Linked DNA regions of Homo sapiens: region 2 is linked to region 1. A link is an interaction called in ENCODE POLR2A ChIA-PET data of the cell type or tissue named here. Cell type or tissue: HepG2. All regions are shown on one strand.

Region 1 (4,000 bases):
CCAATCCTGAAAGAGTTTAAGGAAGAAGGGGAAGAGATACCTAGAGTAAAACCAGAGGAGATGATGGATGAGAGACCCAAAACAAGATCCCAGGAACAGGAGGTGTTAGAGAGAGGAGGGAGATTTACAAGATCCCAGGAAGAGGCTAGAAAAAGTCATCTGGCCAGACAGCAGCAGGAGAAGGAAATGAAAACAACATCTCCCCTTGAGGAGGAAGAAAGAGAAATAAAATCTTCACAAGGCTTAAAGGAAAAATCGAAGTCTCCTTCCCCTCCTCGACTGACTGAAGATCGAAAGAAGGCCTCACTTGTAGCGCTGCCAGAGCAAACTGCCAGCGAGGAGGAGACTCCTCCACCTTTACTAACAAAGGAAGCATCTTCTCCACCACCTCATCCACAGCTCCATAGCGAAGAAGAAATAGAGCCCATGGAAGGCCCAGCCCCCGCTGTCCTCATTCAGTTATCTCCTCCTAATACAGATGCTGACACCAGGGAGCTATTAGTATCTCAGCATACTGTCCAGTTGGTAGGAGGCCTGTCTCCTTTGTCAAGTCCTTCAGACACCAAAGCAGAATCTCCAGCAGAGAAAGTGCCAGAGGAGAGTGTCCTGCCTCTGGTTCAGAAAAGCACACTGGCTGACTACTCAGCCCAGAAGGATCTTGAACCTGAGTCAGACAGATCTGCTCAGCCCCTCCCTCTAAAAATTGAGGAATTAGCACTGGCCAAAGGAATCACTGAAGAATGTCTGAAACAGCCATCTTTGGAACAGAAGGAAGGCAGAAGAGCTTCTCATACCCTTCTCCCAAGCCACAGATTGAAACAGTCAGCTGATTCATCCTCTAGCCGGTCCTCCTCATCTTCCTCCTCCAGTTCTAGATCAAGATCTCGCTCTCCTGACAGTTCAGGTTCTCGGTCTCATTCACCGCTCAGATCCAAGCAGAGAGATGTAGCCCAGGCACGTACTCATGCCAACCCTCGTGGTAGACCCAAGATGGGCTCCAGATCAACATCAGAGTCCAGATCAAGGTCACGTTCACGTTCTCGTTCAGCATCAAGCAACAGCAGAAAAGTGAGTATGAGAGAATCCCGGGTGTATTAATGTTCTGTCATATTCCAGTGGTTTTCATTTCAGCCCCTGGAGAGCCTGTCATGATTTCTGAAAGGAATAGGAAAAGCCTCCTTTACTCTCCTTCACTGATTACTTTCTCCTCATTTCAGAATCGTATTTTCAATTAACTGATTCCCGAAATGGGGTTCTTTTTCATTTTGAGTCCCTTGATAGAATGTTGAATTTATGTACTCATCTCCTCCACTAGATGGAAACTTCTTGAGGATGTGGGCATGCCCTTTTACGTGTGTGTCCCAGGATCTAGCATCTAGTTAAAACTTAATAATTTGTTAAATAAGTGGTCAAGGAGACCACTAAATGGGAATAAACACAGACAAAATGGGAGTAAACACAGACAAAAAGGTCCAGAGTATAAAATTTGGTCCATGGAAACTGGAAAACTCAGCAATCTACTGAATATATACCATATACAATAATTTTCCTTGTTATGTGTTTCATTTTGTTTTAGTCTCTGAGCCCTGGAGTCTCCAGGGACAGCAGCACCAGCTATACTGAAACCAAAGATCCCTCTTCTGGTCAGGAGGTTGCAACTCCACCAGTGCCACAACTGCAGGTCTGTGAGCCAAAGGAGAGGACTTCCACCTCCTCATCCTCTGTCCAAGCAAGGCGTCTGAGTCAGCCTGAATCAGCTGAAAAGCATGTGACCCAGAGGTTACAGCCTGAGCGGGTAGGCTATTGTGACCCCTCCCTACACAGAGATGGAGGATTAAGCAAGATCTTCCCTCTTGTCTTTGCTATAAAACTAAAAAGTTAAGTCTGGACAAGGTTCAGTAGAAATGTGGTGGATACCTGTTAATCCTGCTTAACTCATTTCCAGCTCCCTGGTTCGTAGAAGTTCTACATGAGGCTGAGCAGCAGGGTTATCTCCAGGGCCCCCAGGGTCAATTCTTCCTCATAACTCCTCCTTTTATCTGCCAAAAGGAAGTCAGCCTTTTCTCAGTTCTCTCAAAAAAGAATTCTGTCAGAACAAGGATCACTGAGGAAAAGGAAAAAAATTAAAAATTCTGATAAAATGATTACTGGCATAAATATTCTTGAAGTACCTATTTTTAAGCCATGTTCCTTTCCTTATTCTAAAATGAAATAACAGATACAGAGGGCCGTGTGTGGAGCTGGTACTGTGTATGTCCTGCCCTGCCTTTTTCAGGCTCCAGGTAGAAGAAAAGGAACCAAGCAGATCTAAATGTTTTGCTCTGTTCGTTTTTGCTATCTCCTGACAGGGGAGCCCAAAGAAGTGTGAAGCTGAAGAGGCAGAGCCACCAGCTGCCACACAGCCCCAAACCTCAGAGACTCAGACCTCTCATCTGCCAGAATCAGAAAGAATTCATCACACTGTGTAAGTGATATATCTCGACCGGGGTATAACAGGGAACTATGAGTGTGCGATAGTTCTTCGCTCCCTAGGGTTCTTTGACTAAGCAGTCCTAGTTTCCTTTTAAAACATAAAGGCAGAGCTTTATCTGGACAAAGGCTAGACTTCAGTTACTATGTTGGGAGCTGCCACCTTTAAGGTAACCTGAAAAGTGGTCGTCAGGGCACAAGGAAAACTCACCTGGGATCATCCAGCCAAAATAGTCAACTCCTTTAAGATTTAGGCAATAGAAGCTTCTGCTTCCACACTCAAAACCATGTAAGGGAATTGACTCCGGGCATCTTAATCTTTAACTCATGTTTACCTAGGAACCCAGTTTAATAAAGGATATTGAGGGTCTTAATAAAGGCACAGCTGGGTGCTATTTTTTAGTTTGTGCATTTTCCCTAGTTCCCTAGTTACTACCTGTCATTAAGCTATCCTAGTTCTGCTAGGATATCCTAGTTCTTACAGCATACAGTACAGCAAATTATGAAGTTCCTTTCAAGTCAGAAGTTTGTTCCTGGGCCCTTAAGACCATTTGATTGAACTTAAAATTTATACAATTAATGTGAGTTTTTAAAATCTTTATATTAAGTCCTAGAGAAATACTCATATCAGGTTAAATTAGAATTAAATAGGTATGTCATTCATTCTTCTGAGATAGGTATTATAAATTAAGAAGCCAATGAGCCAGAATTCCTGGCTTCAAAGTCTCCTGGGAAATGAAAAAATGAAGCCTTATGGGAATAAGATTGCGTAGCTTTTAGACATCAGGAACCCTGAACTGCTTTGTAGAATGTCCTGTGTAGACTGTTAGCCTAAAGTTATTCTATACTTGTTTTTATGCCATATTAACACTAATGCTACCAGTATGATTTCCCCTATATGTAATTGTCTAATAATTTATACTCTTCTGAGAGCTTCAAACTGTACTTTAACTCTGACTTTTGGAGGGTAGTGGGCAGGTGACATGATTTATCTCATTTGCCTGTGACTTTAATGATAGTTTTATAGACCTTACTATATAGCTTTTACCTGGGGGTATACCCTTGCTGAGGGGTATAATCCTTGTCGATTCTGACAGTCTTACCTCTGCTGCCATCTTGTGGCTGTTAACATTTTTTGTTTGGCAGCCAAAAGTTCACTCTACTTCCTTTGAAATTTTTTGGTTTTTCCCTTCTGGAATGGGTACGCTATCCTTTGGAAAAGGGTTTTTCTTCTGGGACCATAAAGTGAAAACTCAGCGGATTCTGGAAGGTATTCAGGATTCCCCAGCTACATCATCGATGAGGAAATGGGGTGACATTTTCTCTTCCATATCCCTCAACCAGACATAATACCTGCCCCCCTCCTCCCAATTCCATGGAGGTACATTTTACATTCCATTTTACAAAAGCATGTCCTTTGTGAAATGGCAGTTTTGAAGTGGGTATTGACAGCCTGCTACTAATTGGGCCTGAGGAACTGCTTCCGATGCACCTTGGGAAGAAAGTGATTTTCTGAAAAGCTCTTTGCTAG
Region 2 (4,000 bases), 130 kb before region 1:
GCCTGGGCGACAGAGCGAGACTCTGTCTCAAAAATAAATAAATAAATAAAATAAAATAAAATTTAAAAATAAAAAATAAAGTTTAAATTTCTGATTGCTTATTGTGTAGAAGTACAACTGATTTTTCTGTTATTGATCTTGTATTCTACAAACTTTTCAAACCCCATTATTATAGAGCTTTTTCACAGATTCCATTTGATTTTCTAGATAGATAATCATGCCGTCTGTGAGTAAAAACACTTTTAAGTTTTACTTCTTAAGCAGTAGAGCTCAAAAAAAGAAAAACAGTTTTCCTTCTTCCTTTCCAGTTTGTATACCTTTATTTTTTCTTGCCTAACTGCAGTGGCCATAGCCATCGGCATAATGTTGAAGAGAAGTGGTGAAGGCAGACATCCTTGTGTTAGTCTTGATCATAGGGAAAAAGCATTCAGTATTTCACCATTATGTATAAGGCTGGCTACAATTTTCTCCTAAGTGCCCTTTCAAGGATGTTCCCTTCTATTTCTAATTTGTTGAGATTTTTTTAAAGTCAGGATTGGATATTGGATTGTGTTAAATGCTTTTGCTGTATCTGTTAATATAATTTTTCTTTTTTGGTCAGGCACGGTGGCTCATGCCTGTAATCCCAGCACTTTGGGAGGCTGAGGAGGGCAGATAACTTGAGGTCAGGACTTCAAGACCAGCCTGGCCAACATGGCAAAACCCTGTCTCTACTAAAAATAGTACAAAAAAATTAGCCAGGTATGGTGGCATGTGCCTGTAGTCCTCGCTACTTGGGAGACTGAGGCGAGAGAAATGCTTGAATCCTGGAGGCAGAGGTTTCAGTGAGCCAAGTTTGCACCACTGCACTCCAGCTTGGGTGACAGTGGGAGACTCTGTCTCAAAAATAATAATACTAATTTTTATTTTTTAAGTGTGTCTCTATGGTGAATTACATTGTTTTTGAATGTTAAATCAATTATGTGTTCCTGGGATAAATTTGTTCATGACGTATTATCCTTTTTATGCATTGTTTGATTTTATTTGCTGCATTTATGTTCGTGAGAGGAACTGGTCTTTAGTTTTCTGGTACGATCTTTGTATGATTTTGGTATCTGAATAATGCTGACCTCTAAGAATCATTGGGGAACTATTCCTTTCTCTTTAACTTTTGGGGAGTATTTGTGTAGAATTGGCATTATTTTTTTCTTAAATGTTTGGTAGAACTTACCAGTGAAGCCATCTAAGCCTGGAGTTTTCTTTGTGGGAAGATTTTTAGCTACAAATTCAATTATATTAATAGGTATAGAGATATTTAGGTTATCTATTCATCTTGCCTGTGTTTTAGTAGTTTATGTCTTTCAAGGAGTTCGTCCATTTTTATCTAAGTTGTTCAATTTGTTGCTTTTTCTTTCTTTTTTTTTTTGAGACAGAGTCTCACTCTGTTGCCCAGGCTGGAGGGCAGTGGTGCAATCTCAGCTCACCACAACTTTCACCTCCCAGATTCAAGCAATTCTCCTGCCTCAGCCTCCCAGGTAGCTGGGATTACAGGCGTACGCCATCACGACCAGCTAATTTTTTTATTTTCAGTAGAGACGGGGTTTCACTATGTTGGCCAGTCTGGTCTCGAAGTCCTGACCTCGTGATCTGTCCACCTTGGCCTCCCAAAGTGAATTTGTTGCTTTAACACTGTTTATAACATTATCTTATTCATTATCTTTTTGTAAAATAGCTTTTTATTTTGGAATAATTTTAGATTTACAGGAAAGTTTGCAAAGGTAGTACAGAGAGTTCCTGGATATCCTTCACCCAGTTTCAGTTTTCCCTAATGTTATCATCCTACATTTCTTTTTTTTTTTTTTTTTTTGAGACAGAGTCTCACACTGTCACCTGGACTGGAGGGCAATGGCGTGATCCTGGCTCACTGCAACCTCCACCTCCTGGGCTCATGCAATTCTCCTGCCTCAGCCTCCTGAGTAGCTGGGATTACAGGCTCACACCACCACACCCAGCTAATTTTTTGCATTTTTAGTAGAGACGGGGTTTCACTATGTTGGCAAGACTGGTCTCAAACTCCTGACCTCGTGATCCACCCGCCTCAGCCTCCCAAAGTTCTGGGATTATAGGCGTGAGCCACCACGCCCACCCCATCCTACATTTCTATGTGATATTTGTCAAAACTGAGAAACCAACATTGGCACATTATAATTAACTAAACTCCAGACTTTGTTCAAATCTCATTTTCCTACTAATATCCTTTCTCTGTTCTACAGTCCAAGCCTATATACCGCACTGCGTTTCATTGTCATGTCTCATTAGCATTCTCTGGTCAGAGACGGTTTCTCAATCTTTCATTGTGTTTCATGAGCTTGACGGTTTTAAGGAAAATGGGTCATGTGTTTTGTAGAATGTCCCTCAGTTTGGGCTTGTCTGATGCTTGTATCATGATTCAACTTAGTCATAGGGGTATTTGTTTATTTTGTTTGTTCGTGTTTTGAGACAGTCTCACTCTATTGCCCAGGCGGAGTGCAGTGGTGCAATCTTGGCTCCCTGCAACCTCCACCTTCCAGGTTCAAGCAATTTTCCTGCCTCAGCCTCCCCAGTAGCTGGGATTACAGGCACACACATCATGCCAGCTAATTTTTGTATTTTTAACAGAGACAGGGTTTCATCATGTTGGCCAGGCTGGTCTCAAACTCCTGGCTTCAAGTGATCAGCCCACCTCGGCCTCCCAAAGTGCTGTGATTACAGGTTTGAGTCACCTCACTGGGCCAGTCATAGATGTTTTAAAAGAATCACAGAGGCAAAGTGCCCTGTCATCATGTTGTATCAGGGGTACATGATATCCATATATCTAACTGATGATATTAATTTTGAGTTGTTGTTTAAGAGAGTGGTTGCCAGGTTTCTCCACTGTAAAGTTACTATTTTTCCCTTTCCATCTATTCTTTGAAAGAGAGTCCCTCAATCCAGCCTACCCTCAAAGTGGTTAAGCATTACCTCCTGCAAGAAAAAGTATCTACATATATTATTTAAAATTTGGAAGTCAAAGTATTCTGTAAAGATTTGTTTCCACTCCACCATTTAGTCTTTTAGTCAATCATTTGTTTATATCAGTATGGAGGCATGTATATTTTATACATTGGATATCTAATATTAGATACTTTTACACATTTTATACATTGGATTATAATCTAATACTGTCAGAGGTGTGTGAACCAGAGCAACTCCATCTTAAATAGGAGCTGGGTAAAATGAGGCTGAAACCTACTGAGCTGCATTCCCAGATGGTTAAGGCATTCTAAGTCACAGGATGAGATAGGTCAGCACAAAATACAGGTCATAAAGACCTTGCTGGTAAAACAGGTTGCGGTAAAGGAACCGGCCAAAACCCACCAAAACCAAAATGGCTACGAGAGTGACCTCTGGTCGTCCTTACTGCTACACTCCCACCAGCACCATGACAGTTTACAAATGCCATGGCAACGTCAGGAAGTTATCTTATATGGTCTAAAAAGGGGAGGCATGAATAATCCACCCCTTGTTTAGCATATCATCAATACATAACCATAAACATGGGCAACCAGGCCGGGCACGGTGGCTCACGCCTGTAATCCCAGCACTCTGGGAGGCCAAGGCGGGCGGATCACGAGGTCAGGAGATCGAGACCATCCCGGCTAACACGATGAAACCCCGTCTCTACTAAAAATACAAAAAATTAGCCAGGCGTAGTGGCGGGCACCTGTAGTCCCAACTACTCAGGGGGCTGAGTCAGGAGAATGGCGTGAACCTGGGAGGCAGAGCTTGCAGTGACCTGAGATCGCGCCATTGCACTCCAGCCTGGGCGACAGAGTGAGACTCCGTCTCAAAAAAAAAAAAAAAAAAACGGCAACCAGCAGCCCTTGGGACTGCTCTGTCTGTGAAGTAGCCATTCTTTTATTCCTTTACTTTCTTAATAAACTTGCTTTCACTTTGCACTGCAGACTCACCCTGAGTTCTTTCTTGAGTGAGATCCAAGAAC

Evidence for each region. ChIA-PET counts read pairs that join two places held together with the same protein. Peaks named below come from ENCODE experiments on the same cell type or tissue, not always from the same donor. Only the 100,000 strongest peaks of a DNase experiment are listed, where the experiment ranks them.
Region 2: POLR2A ChIA-PET joins it to region 1 with 5 read pairs; 3 of 35 experiments call an interaction of 5 or more read pairs at or near these places.

The regions. Positions count from the first base shown.
Region 1 is chr14:23,076,615-23,080,614 of GRCh38, reverse strand. It overlaps ACIN1 (apoptotic chromatin condensation inducer 1), which reads left to right. Exons shown (of 19, transcript NM_001386863.1): 6 at 1-1,068; 7 at 1,577-1,795; 8 at 2,349-2,464. It overlaps LOC124903288 (a long non-coding RNA gene), which reads right to left and starts at 2,349. Exons shown (of 2, transcript XR_007064077.1): 1 at 1,918-2,349; 2 at 1-1,155. RefSeq lists an enhancer at 1,024-2,223. In HepG2, a CTCF peak has its summit at 3,591 (motif pointing left); DNase peaks (open chromatin) are centred at 1,734 and 3,584.
Region 2 is chr14:23,208,623-23,212,622 of GRCh38, reverse strand. All of the region lies in intron 1 of LOC105370406 (a long non-coding RNA gene), which reads left to right. It also overlaps a transcript of RNF212B not described here. Among named protein-coding and RNA genes, the nearest start is that of SLC7A8, 27 kb to the right of the region's middle. In HepG2, no CTCF peak of the experiment used is centred here; no DNase peak of the experiment used is centred here.